Linked DNA regions of Homo sapiens: region 1 is linked to region 2. Evidence: chromatin loops called from intact Hi-C (ENCODE). Cell type or tissue: heart right ventricle. All regions are shown on one strand. Each heading gives the region's core, and the rest is flanking DNA. Links, peaks and the distances in the headings are about the cores only. Region 1 has its middle 6.3 kb from the start of TRV-CAC3-1. Region 2 holds the start of UHRF1 (ubiquitin like with PHD and ring finger domains 1).

Evidence for each region. Hi-C counts contacts between places; a loop is a spot of excess contacts. Peaks named below come from ENCODE experiments on the same cell type or tissue, not always from the same donor. Only the 100,000 strongest peaks of a DNase experiment are listed, where the experiment ranks them.
Region 1: it touches region 2 in a loop (6-fold over the local background); 19 of 110 quality-filtered maps call a loop at or near these places.

The regions. Positions count from the first base shown.
Region 1 is chr19:4,726,861-4,735,182 of GRCh38, reverse strand. No RefSeq gene overlaps it. Among named protein-coding and RNA genes, the nearest start is that of TRV-CAC3-1, 6.3 kb to the right of the region's middle. In heart right ventricle, for the core only: CTCF peaks have their summits at 2,187, 2,390 (motif pointing left) and 4,295 (motif pointing left); a DNase peak (open chromatin) is centred at 4,296.
Region 2 is chr19:4,906,698-4,915,005 of GRCh38, reverse strand. It overlaps UHRF1 (ubiquitin like with PHD and ring finger domains 1), which reads right to left and starts at 5,505. Exons shown (of 17, transcript NM_001048201.3): 1 at 5,351-5,505; 2 at 3,968-4,130. The coding sequence starts at 4,120. It also overlaps a transcript of ARRDC5 not described here. RefSeq lists silencers at 4,647-5,166, 5,667-5,746 and an enhancer at 5,566-6,472. In heart right ventricle, for the core only: CTCF peaks have their summits at 2,832 and 3,035 (motif pointing right); DNase peaks (open chromatin) are centred at 2,945, 3,845 and 4,945; H3K4me3 peaks cover 3,052 bases; H3K27me3 peaks cover 352 bases.

The DNA.
Region 1 (8,322 bases), core at 141-8,140, 180 kb after region 2:
TGAGTGAGATGGTTTCTGGAATCGCTGTCTTTCTCTCTATTTCTCTCACTCCCTCTCTCCTCCCTTTCATTCTCTTTCTCTCTCTGTTTCTTTCTCTCTTTGTTCCTTTTTTTTTTTTTTTTTGAGACAGGGTTTCGCTCTGTCACCCAGGCTGGAGTGCAGTGGTGTGATCTTGGCTCACTGCAACCTCCACCTCCCAGGTTCAAGCTATTCTCCTACCTCAGCCTCCTGAGTAGCTGGGACTACAGGCGTGTGCTACCACGTCCAGCTAATTTTTGTATTTTTAGTAGATATGGGGTTTCACCATGTTGACCAGGCTGGTCTTGAACTCCTGGCCTTAGGTGATCTGCCTGCCTCAGCCTCCCAAAGTGCTGGGATTACAGGTGTGAGCCACCATGACCGGCACCCAGCCCCCCACTTTATTTTTTTGAGACAGGGTCTCACTCTGCCACCCAGGCTGGAGTGCAGTAGTGGTGCAATCATAGCTCACTGCAGCCTCAGCCTCCTGGACTTAAGCGGTCCTTCCACCTCAGCCTCCTGAGTAACTGGAACTACAGGTACATGCCACGATGACGGGCTAATTTTTGTATTTTTGGTAGTGACAGGGTCTTACCCTGTTGCCCAGGCTGGTCTTAAACTCCTGGCCTCAAGCGATCTTCCCTCCTCAGCCTCCCAAAGTACTAGGATTACACGTGTGAGCCACTGTGCCTGGCCCCATGACCCTTTTAAGGTCCAGGCTGGTTCTTCTACTGGCTGGTTCAATTCAATGGTCTTTTATTATATCTTATTTTATTTTTAATTACTTTGATTACCTTGAAATTCATCTGTGTTGAATGCAGTCTCATCATGCACCATGGACTTTGGAGCCTGACCACCTGGCTTTGAATCCCAATACTGCTACTCATGATCTGGGTGACCTTGGTTGAGTTACTTAACCTCTCTGTCGCTCCCTGAGCAGGTTAAATTAACCTCCCTGTCCCTCTGTCTTCTCACCCATTAAAAGGGCAATGATGATTCTGGATAGCACCTGCATAATGGGGTTGTTGGGGGAACTAAATGAGTTTAAAGTGTAACCATTCTTTTCTTTTCTTTTCTTTCTTTCTCTCTCTCTTTCTTTCTTTCTTTTCTTTCTTCCTTTCTTTCTTTCTCTTTCTCTCTCTCTCCCTTTCTCTTTCTTTCTCTTTCCCTTTCTCTCTTTCTTTCCCTTTCTCTCTCTTTCTTTCCTTTTCTCTTTCTTTCCCTTTCTCTCTCTTTCTTTCTCTTTCTCTCTTTCCCTTTCTCTCTCTTTCTTTCTTTCTCTTTCTCTCTCTCTTTCTTTTCCTTTCTCTCTCTTTCTCTCTCCCTCTCTCTTTCTTTCCTTCTGTGGGATCTAACTCTGTTGCCCAGGCTGGGATGCAGTGATTCAATTATAGCTCATTTTCAGCCTCAAACTTCCAGGCTCAATCAATCCTCCCACCTCAGCCTCCTGTGTAGTGGGGACTATAGACACTCACCACCATGCCCAGCTAAGGTTTTTTTTGTTTTGTCTTGTTTTGTTTTGTTTTGTTTTTGCTAAGACGGGGGTCTCACTATGTTATCCAGACTGGTCTTGAACTCCTGGGCTCAAGTGATCCTCCCATCTCAGCCTCCCAAAGTACTGAGAATACAGGTGTAAGCCACTGTACCTAGGCAAAAAGTGACATTTTCTTAGAACAATTTTCAATACAGATTTCCGCTATTCCATGCAAAGTTATTCTTGAACACAAACATTTGTATGAAATGTTTCCTGGCTGGAAACATTGAATCCCTATGTACTTTCCTTCTTTTTTGAGATGGAGTCTCGCTCTCGTCGCCCAGGCTGGAGTGCAGTGGCACGATCTCGGCTCACTGTAACCTCGGCCTCCCAGGTTCAAGTGATTCTCCTGCCTCAGCCTCCCAAGTAGCTGGGATTACAGGCGTGAACAATCACACCCAGCTGATTTTGTAATTTAATAGATACGGGGTTTCGCCATGTTAGCCAGGCTGGTCTTGAACTCCTGACTTCAAGCGATCCACCCGCCTCAGCCTCCCAAAGTGCTAGGATTACAGGCATGAGCCACCGCACCCAGGCCCTAGGTACCTTCCTTCTTTTATTGCTCTTTCCTCTTCTCTGCAGCCCTTGCTGAAGTTTCCTGGTGTGATCGGACACCAGGTAGGACAGGCCACCAACCATGCCTGCTGCGAAGGCCTGCCTGGGGACAGGAATTTGTCTGCAAATACAAGGGTGTCTACTGAGGGAGGGAAGTGTCTGAATTTGAGATGCTGAGGTCTGGGGCCCGGAGTGGAGATGGAGAGGATGGGACGGGGGTGGTTACGGGGGTAGGGGTGGAGAGATGCCGAGTGAGGCCAGCTGTGCTTCTGCTGACACCTAGTGGAAAGAGGGAACTATTGTTCCTTTTAAACAAGCCGCCTCTGTGAAGTAGCCACCTCTGAAACATCTACCTGACTTCAGGCAGGCAAATAGGCACTGAATGGTGTAACTTGCCAGGAGTCGCACAGCATGTTGGCTGCCCTGAGAGAGCTTCAAGGACCCAAGAAACCATTTTATTTTATTTTTATTTATTTTTATTTTTTGAGACGGAGTCTCGCTCTGTCGCCCAGGCTGGAGTGCAGTGGCGGGATCTCGGCTCACTGCAAGCTCTGCCTCCTGGGTTCGCGCCATTCTCCTGCCTCAGCCTCCCGAGTAGCTGGGACTACAGGCGCGGCCACCACAGCCGGCTAATTTTTTGTATTTTTAGTAGAGACGGGGTTTCACCGTGTTAGTCAGGATAGTCTCGATCTCCTGACCTCGTGATCCGCCTGCCTCGGCCACCCAAAGTGCTGGGATTACAGGCCTGAGCCACCGCGCCCGGCTGATTTATTTTATTTTGAGGCAGAGTCTCACGCTGTGGCCCAGGCTGGCGTGCAATGGCGCGATCTCGGCTCACTGCAACCTCCGCCTCCCTGGTTCAAGCGATTCTCCTGCCTCAGCTTCCCAAGTAGCTGGGATTACCGGCGCGCGCCACCACGACTGACTAATTGGCGTATTTTTGGTAGAGGAGGGGGTTTTACCACGTTGGCCAGGTGGGTTTCAAATTCCTCACCTCAAGTGATCCGCCCACCTTGGCTTCCCAAAGTGCTGGGATTACAGGCATGAGCCACCGCGCCCGGCCCCAAGAAAAAGTTTTAAAGGAGTGTTTGGTTTGTTTGTTTGGTTGGTTGGGTTTTGGCAGATTAATGAGTTCTCAGGCCTTGATGGGGCTTCTGGGGGAGGTAACATGTTCTCCCAGGTTCGCCCCCTCCACCAGGAAGTCCACCTGTATTACTTCACTACCATCTCCAAACCCCAGGCCTTTTCTCTCCTTTGGCCGGCTGTGCATTTGTTCATAATTTCAACAAATGTTTACTGAGACTTAGTGACACAATAGGAAACAAAATGGACTAAAATAAATAACAAAAAATACTGCTAGTGAAGCTCATAGCCTGGCTAGGGAAATGGAGGCAAAATTAGCAAACAGATCTACAAATGTGATTATTTCAGAGACTAAAAAGCCATTGGGAGGACATCTTTATTTTTATTTTTTTGAGAGAGAGTCTTGCTCTGTCACCCAGGCCGGAGTGCAGTGGCATGATCTCAGCTCACTGAAACCTCCCCCTCCCAGGTTCAAGAGATTCTCCTGCCTCAGCCTCCCAAGTAGCTGGGATTACAGGCATGCACCACCATGCCTGGCCAATTTTTGTATTTTTTTTTTTTTTTGTAGAGGCAGGGTTTCAGTGTGTTGGTTAGGCTGGTCTTGAACTCCAGGCCTCAAGCTATCTGCCACCCTCAGCCTCCCAAAGTACTGGGACTGCAGGCGTGAGCCACTGCGCCGCCCTGGAAGGACATGTATAAATGATAGGTACCAAGTTTGTGAGTTCCAAGGCCAGGTAGGACTGGCTACCACTTAGCCAGGCTCAGGCAGGAAAGGCCCTCTGAGGAGGTAACCTTGGAACCAAGGTTTGAAGGAAGAGAGGGAGTGAGCCTTGGAAATACCTGGGTCCACCAGAGGGCACAGCCTGTGCAAAGGCCCTGCGGCAGGACTTCACCTGGTGTGTTGGAGGAACAGTGAGGAGGAGCAGAGTGAGCAATGGGGAGAAAGGGAAGAGGAGAGGGCAGGGAGGGGATGGGGCAGGTCATGCCAGACCTGGTGAGACATGGGGAGGCCTTGGGCTTTGACCCTGAGAGAGGTGGGAGCCATGGAGGGTTGTGAGCAGAGGAGGGATAGGAAGTGACTCAGGTGCTCAAAAGCACCCTCTGGTGGCTGCTGGTGGGGAGACAGCCTGTGGGGGGTGAGGGCAGGAACTGGGGTCCAGGTAGGGGTGACTGTGTGTTGGCTCAGGTGAGCTGTGCTGGAGGCTGGACCAGGGAACAGGCACTGAGTGGGAAAGCAGTGATTAGATTCTAGGTGCATTTTTGTTTTTTTGAGAAGGAGTTTCACTCTTGTTGCCCAGTCTGGAGTGCAATGGCGTGATCTTGGCTCACCGCAACCTCTGCCTCCTCGGTTCAATCAGTTCTCCTGTGTCGGCCTCCCGAGTAGCTGGGATTACAGGCACATGCCACCACGGCCAGCTATGTATTTTTAGTAGAGACAGGGTTTCTCCATGTAGGTCAGGCTGGTCTCGAACTCCTGACCTCAGGTGATCTGCCCGCCTGGGCCTCCCACAGTGCTGGGATTACAGGCGTGAGCCACCGCGCCCGGCCTATCTAGGTGCATTTTGAAAGCAGTGTTAATCAAATTTACTGAGTGATTGGATATGGGTGGGAGAGTAGAGGCCCAGGGTGACTCCCAGGTTCTGGTTGAGTCCCTGGAAGGACGGACCTGCCCTCAGCCTAGGTGGTGGACATGGGAGGAATGGTTTGGGGGTCCAGTGGGGCCCAATGTGACTGCGTTGAATGTGAGACCCCATGAGCCCCCCATGTGGAGACATCAGGGGCTGCTGAACAGAGTCTGGACTTCAAGGGAGACTCAGGCTGGAGATGAGACTGTAGGCGATGCTGGCTGTAGACGGGGTTTGGAGCCCGCTGGGGAGGGGTGTGGGTGGAGGAGGGAGGAGGCTGGAGGACTCAGCCCTTGGCCAGCAATGGAGAGAAGGGAAGACTGAAGGATGTCCCAGACAGGTTGGAGGGAAGTGCATGGTCTGAGGACAGAGCTCCCCGGAGCAGGAGGGATCCGGCGGGTCAGATGCCATGGAGAGGACTGGGACGGAGAGACTGACCTTGGAACCGGATGCAGGAGGGTCATCAGTGAGAAGAGTTTCTGGGGAGTGGTGGATGCGGGAGTCTGTGTTGAAGCTCAAGACAGAGCGACCCTATAATTTATAGTCAAAATCAGGACCCTTTTTTTTTTTTGAGATGGAGTCTCGCCCTGCCACCCAGGCTGGAGTGCAATGGCGCGATCTCGGCTCACTGCAACTTCTGCCTCCCGGGTTCAAGAGATTCTCCAGCCTCAGCCTCCTAAGTAGCCGGGATTACAGGCACACACCACGCCAGGCTAATTTTTATATTTTTATAGAGATGGGGTTTCGCCATGTTGGCCAGGCAGGTCTCCAGCTCCAGACCTCAGGTGATCCGCCCACCTCGGCCTCCCAAAGTGCTGGGGTTACAGGCGTGAGCCGCTGCGCCTGGTCAATCAACACACTTTTGAGCAAGAAAGGGGGCACTGAGGGGGTGGGGGCATAAACCGGGACCGTCCTAGCCAAAGCCAGGTGTATAGTCACCTTAGCTCAAAGTAGAATTGGAGGCTGGGTGCAGTGGCTCATGCCTGTAATCCCAGCACTTTGGGAGGCCGTGGCCAGTGGATCACCTGAGGTCATGAATTCGAGATCCACCTGGCCAACGTGGCGAAAACCCATCTCTACTAAAAATACAAAAATTAGCCGGGCATGGTGGCACGCCTGGAATCCCAGCTACTCGGGAAGCTGAGGCACCAGAATTGATTAAACACAGGAGGCGGAGGTTACAGTGAGCCACGATCACCCCATTGCACTCCAGCCTGGGGGACACAGCGAGACTCTCTCAAAACAAAACAAAAAGATAATTGGAGAAGAGAAAGTGGAACTGGAGAATGAGGACATCTCATTAGATTCAGTGGGTTTTGCTCTAAGCAGAAACAGACACGTAAATGGGCAACATTATGATAAATTGTAGCAACCAGGATTTCGTGGCAGCTTAGTTAACAGGGAAGCATTAGAAGACCGACAATAGGGGATTGGTTAATTAGTTGCAATTCATCAAACAATGGCTAATCCCTCTCTTGTGTCCCACTCCCCGGAAAGGTAAGTCAGAATTCTAACCCCTGAGTATCTAAGAACATGACCCTATTTGGAGATAGGGTCTTCACAAAGGCAATGAAGTTAAAATGAGATCATTAGGGTGGGCTGTAGTCTAATATCATGGGTGTCCTTATAAAAAGGGAACATGGGCTCGGCGCAGTGGATCACGCCTGTAATCCCAGCACTTTAGGAGGCCAAGGCGGGTGGATCACCTGAGGTCAGGAGTTCGACACCAGCCTGGCCAACGTGGTGAAACCCTGTCTCTACTAAGAATACAAAAATTTACTGGGCGTGGTGGCGGGTGCCTGTAATCCCAGCTACTCTGGAGGTTGAGGCAGGAGAATAGCTTGAACCCAGGTAGTGGAGGTTGTAGTGAGCAGAGATCGTGCCATTGCACTGCAGCCTCGGGGACAAGAGTGAGACTCCATCTAAAAAAAAATACACACACACAAAAAAGCCACTGGCTGGGCACGGTGGCTCACGCCTAGTAATCCCGGCACTTTGGGAGGCGGAGGCGGGTGGATCACGAGGTCAGGAGATCGAGACCATCCTGGCTAACACGGTGAAACCCCGTCTCTACTAAAAATACAAAAAATTAGCCAGGTGTGGTGGTGGGCACCTGTAGTCCCAGCTACTCAGGAGGCTGAGGCAGGAGAATGGCTTGAACCTGGGAGGCGGAGCTTGCAGTGAGCCGAGATGGCGCCACTGCACTCCAGCCTGGGCAACAGAGCGAGACTCCGTCTCTGTCTAAAAAAAAAAAAAAAAAAAAAAGCCAGAAAAGCACAATTATCATAGTGAGTTGTTGTTGTGTGTGTGTGTGTGTGTGTGTGTGTGTGTGTTTTGACAAGGTCTCACTCTACCACTCAGGCTGGAGTGCTTGTCATGATCATGGCTCACTGTAGTCTTGACCTCCTGGGCTCAAGCAATCCTCCCACCTCAGCCTTCCAAGTAGCTGGAACTACAGGTGCGCACAACCACACCCAGCTAGTTTTTATATTTTTTGTAGAGATGGGGTTTTGCTATGTTGCCCTTGCTAGAATACAGTCTTTTTTTTTTTTTTTTTTTTTTTGAGACAGAGGTCTTGCTTGTTGCCCAGGCTGGAGTGCAGTGGCGAGATCTCAGCTCACTGCAAGCTCTGCCTCCTGCATTCAAGCTGTTCTCCTGCCTGAGCCTTCCGAGTAGCTAGGATTACAGGCGTGTGCCACCACCCCCGGCTAATTTTGTATTTTTAGTAGAGATGGGTTTTAGCCATGTTGGCCAGGCTGGTCTCGAACTCCTGACCTCAGTGATCCGCCCGCCTTGGCCTCCCAAAATGCTGGGATTACAGGCGTGAGCCACCTCGCCCGGCCTAGAATACATTCTTAATGTTGTGAGTTTTAATATATCTACTTTTAATGTTTCAATATGGTTTCAACAGCATTCTGAGAGAAATAACCATTAAAATACATAAAATCAGGACAGGGATAGTGGCTCAGCCTTGTAATCCTAGCACTTTGGGAACCCAAGTCGGGAGGATTACTCGAGCGCAGGAGTTTGAGACCAGCTTGGGAGAGATAGCGAGACCCCATCTCTACTAAAAATTTTTTTAAAAATTAGCCAGGCATAGTGGCACCCACCTGTGGTCCCATCTACACGGGAGGCTTGCGGTGGGAGGATCCCTTGATCCCAGGAGGTCGAGGCTGCAGTGAGCTGTGATTGCACCACCGCACTCCAGCCTGGGTGACAGTGAGACCCTGTCTCAAAAACACCCAAAAACCCCTCAAAACACATAAAAACAGGCACAGAGAGGTACACATTTTAGACTCCAATAGAATTTGGCAAATCTCTACGAAAACTTGCCTCAATGGAAACTTTTGACAATTTGTTCATGATGGAGTTATTTACCAGTAATTATTTTATTTTTATTTGTTTAAATTTATTTATTTATTTATTTATTTATTTATTTATTTATTTAGAGACAGAGTCTCACTGTCGCCCAGTCTGGAGTGCAGTGGCGCGATCTCCACTCAGTGC
Region 2 (8,308 bases), core at 1-8,000:
CGCACCCTGCAGTGCCCAGGACGGTCCCAGCCAGAGGATGACCTGGCCCCAAACATCCACAGTGCAGAGCGGGACAGGCCCTGTGCTAAGAGATTGATTTCGCTTTCATTGTGAGCCTGGCACAGGGCTCACTCCGCCCTTCAAATCCACAACCTCATTGAATTCGCACTGCGCTGCAGCGTGGTGGGTATTAGCCCTATCTAAAATAAGATGATGTGGGAGCTGGCGAGTCGCGGGCCAGGGATGCTGAAAAGATTATGTACAGTGCAGAGCGTTGTACCCGAGCAGGTTAAAGGTGCCGCAAAAGACAGCTATTGTTATTTTGATGTGCAGCCAAAAAAAAAAAAAAGATTGAGGGGTGGGGGCCGCAGATGCCTCTCCCGTTGCCTAGGCTGGGCCGTCTGCCCAAAGTCACTGCCCTCGATCAGCTCCCTGCGTTCCCGCCCATCAAGTGACATCACTGTCACCCTATTCAGCCCAAGTGAGACCACCACGAGATCCTCCATATTCCGAGACAGACCCAACTCTGTTCTGCTCTGGGGTCTCCATCAACTTCACTGCAGACCTTGGGCTGCTAGGCCAGGTTTCTTTAAACAGGGAAAAAAAAAGACTGTGAACACTCTAGAACATTCTATAAGGACAACTGCCCATTTGTGCCCACCGGGAACTGTGTTGCTTTCTATCACGTTAGCCTGGGTGCCTGCAGACTTCACGCTCTGGGAGGTGCTGCTGTGTGCCTCTGTCCCGCCTTCCCGCCACTGTCCAAACCTCCCTGCTGCCAGCTCACTTTCCCAGCCATGCAAGTGGGGAAACTGCATCACCTCTCTGTGGCCCGGAAGACAGAAGCAACGACACGATCTCTTAAAAGCTACTGCATGGGGGCCGGATGCGACGGTTCACACCTCTAATCCCAGCACTTTGGGAGGCCAAGGTGGGGGAGGGGGGTGTGAATCACCTGAGGTCGGGAGTTCGAGACCAGCCTGACCAACATGGAGAAACCCCATCTCTACTAAAAATACAAAAAAAATTAGCTGCGCATGGTGGCGCACACCTGTAATCCCAGCTACTCGGGAGGCTGAGGCAGAAGAATCGCTGGAACCCAGGAGGTGGAGGTTGAGGTAAGCCGAGATCACGCAATTGCACTCCACCTTGGGCAATAAGAGCGAAACTGTCTCCAAAAAAAAAAAAAAAAAAAAAAGCTACTGCATGGGAAACAGCCACAGGGTAAGGGAACTAAGAGGCGGTTATGAAGGTTACACAGGAACACTGAATCTTTTCATAACTACCAGAGCTGACCTGGGAGACGAAATTCAGTGTTGAGAGCCCAGTCTCAGAAACCAAAATCCCAGGTTCCAATCCCAGCTCCCTGTTCAGTCCGGGTGAGTTCCGGCAAGGCTAGGGCCAGGTGTCATCACTGCGGACATCCTGACAATTAAAAGCACAATGTACGTGGCTGGGTGCAGTGGTTCACACCTGTAATCCCAGCACTTTGGGAGACGGAGGTAGGTGGATCACCTGAGGTCAGGAGTTCAAGACCAGCCTGGCCAACATGGTGAAACTCCGTCTCTACTAAAAATACAAAAAATTAATCAGGCGTGGTGGTGGGTGACTGTAATCCCAGCTACTTGGGAGGCTAAGGCAGGAGGATCGCTTGAACTTGGGAGATGAAGGTTGCAGTGAGCCCAGATCGAGCCACTGCACTCCAGCCTGGGCAACAAGAATGAAACTCCATCTCAAAAAAAAAAAAAAAAAAGCACAATGTACATGTCTAATTAACATACGTGTTCCTGTCATTGTCACACTAAACTTAGAAATGTGACAGACACTATTGTATGACTCAAGTATTATGTTACAAATGAGGGGAGATAGGGGTTTTGGGTTGCATGGATGTAGACATTTGTCAAAATTATTCAGTCTGTCTAACATCTGTTTCACTATAGACAAAGCTTTTAGGTCCGGCACTGTAGCTCACGCCTGTAACCCCAAAACTTTGAGAGGCCAAGGCAGGAGGGTCACTTGAGCCCAGGAGACCACCCTGGGCAATATAATAAGACCCCATCTCTACAAAAGATACAAAAACTAGCCAGGCATGGTGGTGCATGCCTATAGTCCTAGCTACTTGGGAGGCTGAGGCTGGAGGATTGCTTGAGCCCAGGAAGCTGAGGCTATAGTGAGCTGTGATCGTGCCACTGCAACACAGCCTGGGCAGAGTGAGATCCTGTCTCAAATAGGAACAACAACAAAAAAAATCAATGAAAACAGAACCAAAAACAAATACTGAGCTCTAGGTACTGACGGTGTGCTGCAGTAATAAGGGAAAGGTGGACTGGTGTCTGCAACTTACTTTGAAATGCATCCCAAAAAGATGGATTGGCGGGCAGAGAGAAAGACAGAGCGCTTCAAGATAAACCTAATAAGTCAGAATACCGATGGTGAAATCTACATGGCAGGTGTGTCTAGGTGTTTTCCCATTCCTGCATGGTTGAAATGCAAAAGTTAAAATGCTAGCTCGGTGGCTGGCATAGAGTGGATACTCAGCATTATCTCCTCTCCTGAACTTGGGAGCATGAGAGTCCAACCCGCCACTGACCTACGCTGTGAACTTAGAAGGTCCTTGCAGGCTTCAGAAACTCTTTGTGAAATGAAGCCTTCTGTGCTGACCCAATAGGCTGAGTGGCAAATCAAAATCAGTTTGGATGCCACAAAGGGAGCACGCATCATAGGAGGAGGGAGGAAGAGAGCGCCAGGCGGAGCTCCTCTGTCGAGCCCGGCCCTGCCTCTTCTCTGCACACACGCGGCTTGCACCGTCAACTCCCCAAGTTCTCCAGATCGCCTCCTCCCGGGGCAGGGCGGGTTAACTCAGATTCTTAAGACTCAAGTCATCACGTCTCTTACGGGAAGAGGGCTAATGAAGGTCTCCTATGGCATGCAAGCCAGAGAAATTAATCATCAGGTCTCATCTGGAGTGAGCAGGCATGATCCTCCCAGCCCCCAAAAACCCCTGGCCGGGCGCAGTGTTTATTTTCCAACCTAGACACCAGATGGCAGCAGTACCCGGTTCAAAATCCAACAACAACACAGTGGGGTACACGCAGCTCAACTGACGACTTTTAATCCAGTTCCAGTAGTCTACGCCCGTCCCCACGGTCCAACCAACTCCAGCAGATGGGACCTACACCTTCGATCACACTGTCTCATCCTGCCGGGAAACCCCACTCCCAGTAGGTCCCACAGTCCCCCACAAAAACACCAACCAAAGTAGCACCTCCACCCCCAGGTGCCAATGGAGGGAGCGCCCCAAACGTGGCAGCTATGAAATCAAAGGGGGACATTTTAAATGCAACGAGGGGCTGGAGACAGAACAGAGAAAGAGACGAGGGTCGGTGGACCCCTCGGGGACCACACGCCCCAGGTCAGCAGCAGCCGCAGCACAGCAGGCTCAGGGTGGCGGAAATTCCTGATTAGCAAGCGCCATCTCCAGACTCTGAATAAGCTAATCCAAATTTTTAGAAACAAACACTCGCAGGGTCTGATGCTTAACCGGTACAGGCTGAGAGCAATTGGTGGTGGATGTTTAAAAAAGAAAACCTGGTCCCCTCCGTCCTAGCTACCAGATGGTCCTGGGCCCTTTCTCGAAAATTCCTCAGCCTTCCATCGGCCACCTCCAAAACTTCTTTCTCTAGCCATTATTTTGAGGCGGAGCTTTGAAAAAAGAAGTTTAAAAGCCCAGACCCTATAGATTCGAGGGCCAGCCGCCAGCCCAGCGTGTCAATCTGTGAGTCCTCCCTTTGTTCCTTCCTCTCGCAGGCATTTGAGGTTTCTGTGGACTTCTCCTTCCGGGAGAGATGAAGTGGGACCGGACGAGGTTGTTGGGGGGGGAGGTGGGAGGGAGAAAGTATCGGCTGGTGGCTGCAGAGGCGCGAGGCCTGGACCAGGCATAGAACAAAGGTGCTGGCGGCGGGTGTACCTGTTTGCCCCTGTAGAACAGCCTCTGCAGGCCTGGCTCCACGTGGAACAGCTCCTGGATCTTCCGCCTCAGCTCCTCCACCTTGGTCAGCCTGGACAGCGAGTCCACCGTGTGGGTCTGCCTCCCGTCCATGGTCCGAACCTGGATCCACATGGTGTCGGCGCTGAGGGGAGGGACAGCAAAAACCCCCATCAGTTTTACCAGCACCTCTGAGCCATGCCATGCTCTAAGGAGTCGGGGTTGCTTTTGTCCGGCCTGTGGACACCAGGAAACTCCCAGGATGCCCTTCCAGTCCTCCTGTACAGCCAGACCCTGGCCAGGACCAGACACAACAAATTAAGCACTTAAGGCATTAACGACTAGCCAAGTGTTGAAGATTGAGGAGGAAGGAGAATGAAAAGAGGGAATTGAAAGAAAAGCAGAAGGTCCAACCCATCCCTCCTTCCCCACGACCAGAGGAGAAAGGAGGCCCGGGCCAAGTGGCCGAGTTGGTTCGTTTATTCATTCATTCATTGATTCATTCATTCCTCGGATTCCTATTTACGGAAGAGGGAATCCCAGAAGTCCAGCGCGGGCCGGAACTTCAGAAGTCCCGGGGGAACTCAACCAAGTGCCACTGAGAGGGAAAAACCCCACCCGAGATCCGCGGACCCCGGGACCCCTCGGTGCCCACGCCCCCCCTCCTTGCCGGCCCCCCCCGCGCGCGTGCGCGACCGGGCCCGCCCCGCGGTGGCCATGGTAACCGGCCGCCCCGTCCCGGCCACCCGCGAGCGCGCGCGCCCCGCGACTCACCTCGACCTCCAACCCCCGGCAGCTCGCGCCCCTCCAAACCCTGGACCCTCGGCGTCCCTCCCGCACTCCCACTGGCCCGCGCGGGTCGCGCCAGCGAGCCCACGCCCACCCCCGCCGCCGGGACTACAGAGGGGGCCCCCGCTCGTCAAGTCCCGCCCCCCTTCACTTGAGCCGCCTCTTATTGGCTCCGCAGCACCCGGCCGCCCCGCCCCGCTCGCTCCCCATTGGCCCAGATGCTCCCGGGGAACTCAGGGCGCGCGAAATCGGGCTCGGGCGCGACAATTGAATCGCGGGGCGCCCCGCGCGCAGGCGCGGAGCCTGACATCCTCCCCGGCGGCTCGCCAGGCCCTCCCCCACCCGGCGCGCTCGACCCCCCGCCGGGCTCCGGGGACGCAGCGCTGGTCCCGGCTCCAGCCGGATGTGTGCCGGGGAACGATTCCCGAGGGTTAGGTGGAAGGGGAGGCCCTGGATCCCGGGACAGAGTGCGGGACATGCGTGCGCCCGGGCTGGCCGCGCGGGAAAGTTTTGCAAAGTTCCCGAGCCCCGTGCGCCCGGCCCGGGCTGGCACCCCGACCCGGCCCGCCCGCTCACCTCTCCGGTCGCCGCGAACAGCTTGTCTGCCTGCGCGCGTGGCCCGGCTGGGGATGGCGATGAAACCGCGTGCGTGGCCCGGACCCCGCGCGGACTTGCGTGCGACCCGGAGCGCCCGCTCGGCAAACGCTGCCCGCCGCGCTGCCAGCTGCTCTGATTTTTTTCCCGCGAAAACTCGGCATTTGGGAGTTGCGGGGCCGCAGGAGGCCGTGCCGGGGGCGGGCGCCTGCCTCCTGATTGGCCGACGCAGTGGCGGGAAGCGAGAAAGAGGGTGGGGGGCGCCCCCGCCTCTGTCCACGGCGCCTCCGCCTAGTGGGCCACGGCTCCGCCCAGCCCTGCGCGCTCTGCTGGGCGCGCCCAGCGTGCAAAGGGGCTGCGTGGCAGGGCCTGGTCACCCCCCGCACGTGGACACCCCAGGAGCCTTGGGGACCCCCAGGGTACAGACCCCCTGAACTCTTAAGTCCAAGTCCGTTCGCAGCCCCCCACTCGCACGCATTGACCAGTAGGTCTAAGAAGGCCGGAATCAATGTGTAAATACTGCGAGGGAATGTGGGGGGCCCCTAGGAGACCACCTGCACCCTGATGGCTCGCCCGATCGCCCCAAGCCCCACTGCCTGGCGTCAGGGCCTGCCAGGGCTCCCCACTCTACCCACCCGCAGGGCTTGTTTGCTGTCTTTTCCCGCCTCGTTTTCCCGCCTTCTCCAGGCTGTCCAGGCGGGCAGGGCTGCCCTGCCCCCTCCGCCCTGTCTGTTCCACTCTGACCAGTCCTGGCGGGCACAGGAGTGACCTGTGCTGGGCACCTACAAAGCAGCCGGACAGGTTGCTCAGAGCTGCAGAACCCAGCGGTGTACATGGCAGACCCAGTTGGTGGTCTCAGGGAGGGAAAATTCCTATCTGGGGGAGACAGGCAAGAAATGAATAACTAAAGCAGATAATTTCAGATGATTCCTTATAGGAGAGTGACCAGCAGCCATGTGGTGGGAGGCGGGGAGAGAGGATACTCTCTCACTGGGGCCACTGCGGTGGGCCTCTCAGAGAAGATGACATTTGAGCTGGAATCGGAGATGAGACTCCAAGGACAGATGGGTCTAGGAGGGAAAGTCAAACCCAGAGGCCGGAAAAGGCTTAGAGGTGTCCAGGGAGCAGGAAGGGGCTGGTGTGGTTGGGGCCCACTGAGCAAAGGGGAGGGGGAGTTGAGGTCAGAGGGGTGATATATAATACCTTGAAGGCCACCGGGGAGGACTTTGGTCTTTCCCTTGAGAGCTGTGAGCAGAAAAATGTTGAGTTCCCACTTAGCTTTTTACAGTTTCTTCGTCACTCTATTAAGTCTCCTCTATCTGGTCAGTGGGACTTCTGCTATGTCCCTAATATAGGAGACAGATCATGGCCCCCGAAGATATGCGTCTCTAGACCCCCACGTCCTCGCCCCCAGGATCTGTGAATACAGTGCCTTACACAGCTAAAAGGACTTTGCAACTTTGCAGGTGTGATTCAGTTAATGATTTTGAGTTGGGGAGCGTCTCCTGGGTGATCCAGGTGGGCACAATGTCCTTAAAAGGTCCTAATAAGTGAAAAAGGGATACAAAAGGTCAAAGTCAAAGGAGATGGGAAAGTGGAAGCAGGCTTTACAATGATCAGGCCAAGGGCCGGGCGCGTTGGCTCACACCTGTAATCCCAGCACTTTGGGAGGCCGAGGCAGGCAGATCACCTGAGGTCAGGAGTTCGAGACCAGCCTGACTAACATGGAGAAACCCCGTTTCTACTAAAAACACAAAATTAGCCTGGCGTGGTGGCACATGTCTGTAATCCCAGCTACTCGGGAGGCTGAGGCAGGAGAATCGCTTGAACCCAGGAGGCAGAGGTTGTGGTGAGCCAAGATCGCGCCATTGCACTCCAGCCTGGGCAACAAAAGCAAAACTCAGTCTCAAAAAAAAAAAAAAAAAAAAAAAAAGATCAGGCCAAGAGGCAAGGAAGATGGGCAGCCTCTGGTGGCTAGAAAAAGCAAGAAAGACTCCTAGAACCCGCCCTGCCCCTAAAATTTATTTCAGACTTCTGACCTCCCAAACTGTAAGATGATAAATGTGTGGGCCGGGCGTGGTGGCTCACACGTGTAATCCCAGTACTTTGGGAGGCCGAGGCAGGCAGATAACTGGAGGTCAGGAGTCGCCAGACTAGCCTGGTCAACATGGTGAAACCCCATCTCTACTAAAAATACAAAAATTAGCCAGGTGTGGTGGCCGGCGCCTGTAATCCCAGCTACTCGGGAAGCTGAGGCAGAGAATTGCTTGAACCTGGGAAGCGGAGGTTCCAGTGAGCAGAGATCGTGCCACTGCACTTCAGCCTGGACAACAGAGCGAGACTGTGTCTCAAAAAAAAAAATTAGCTGGGCAGGGTGGTGTGTGCCTATAATCCCAGCTACTCAGGAGATTGAGGCAGGAGAATCACTTGAACCCAGGAGACGGAGGTTGCAGTGAGCCAAGATCGAGCCAGTGTACTCCCACCTGGGTGACAGAGCAAGGCTCTATCAACAAATAAATAAATGTGTGTTTTGCAGCCACTGAGTTTGTGGTCCTTTGTCATAGCAGCCTTGGGAAGCTCCTGCATTCTAATCCACGATGTCCAGATGGTGCTGTTCACTGTTTGCAACCTCAGTACACGATCAACGCTACTGCACACAATTCTAGACCCTCAGCCATCAGCCAGGTAGAACCCACACCACAGGTATGAGCAGGCCCACCTGAGGGTGTGAGACGGCTTGAGCTCTTCCAAAATGACAGCACCTGCTGCAGGAACCTAGCCTATTTCTATCAGAACACATCATCTGTTTGTAGCGCTGTTGCGAAAACTCAACGTGGCTGAAAGAGGGAATACATTTTTCTTTTTCTTTTTTTCTTTTTCTTTTTGAGATGGAGTCTTGCTTTGGTGCCCAGCCTGCAGTGCAGTGGTATGATCTTGGCT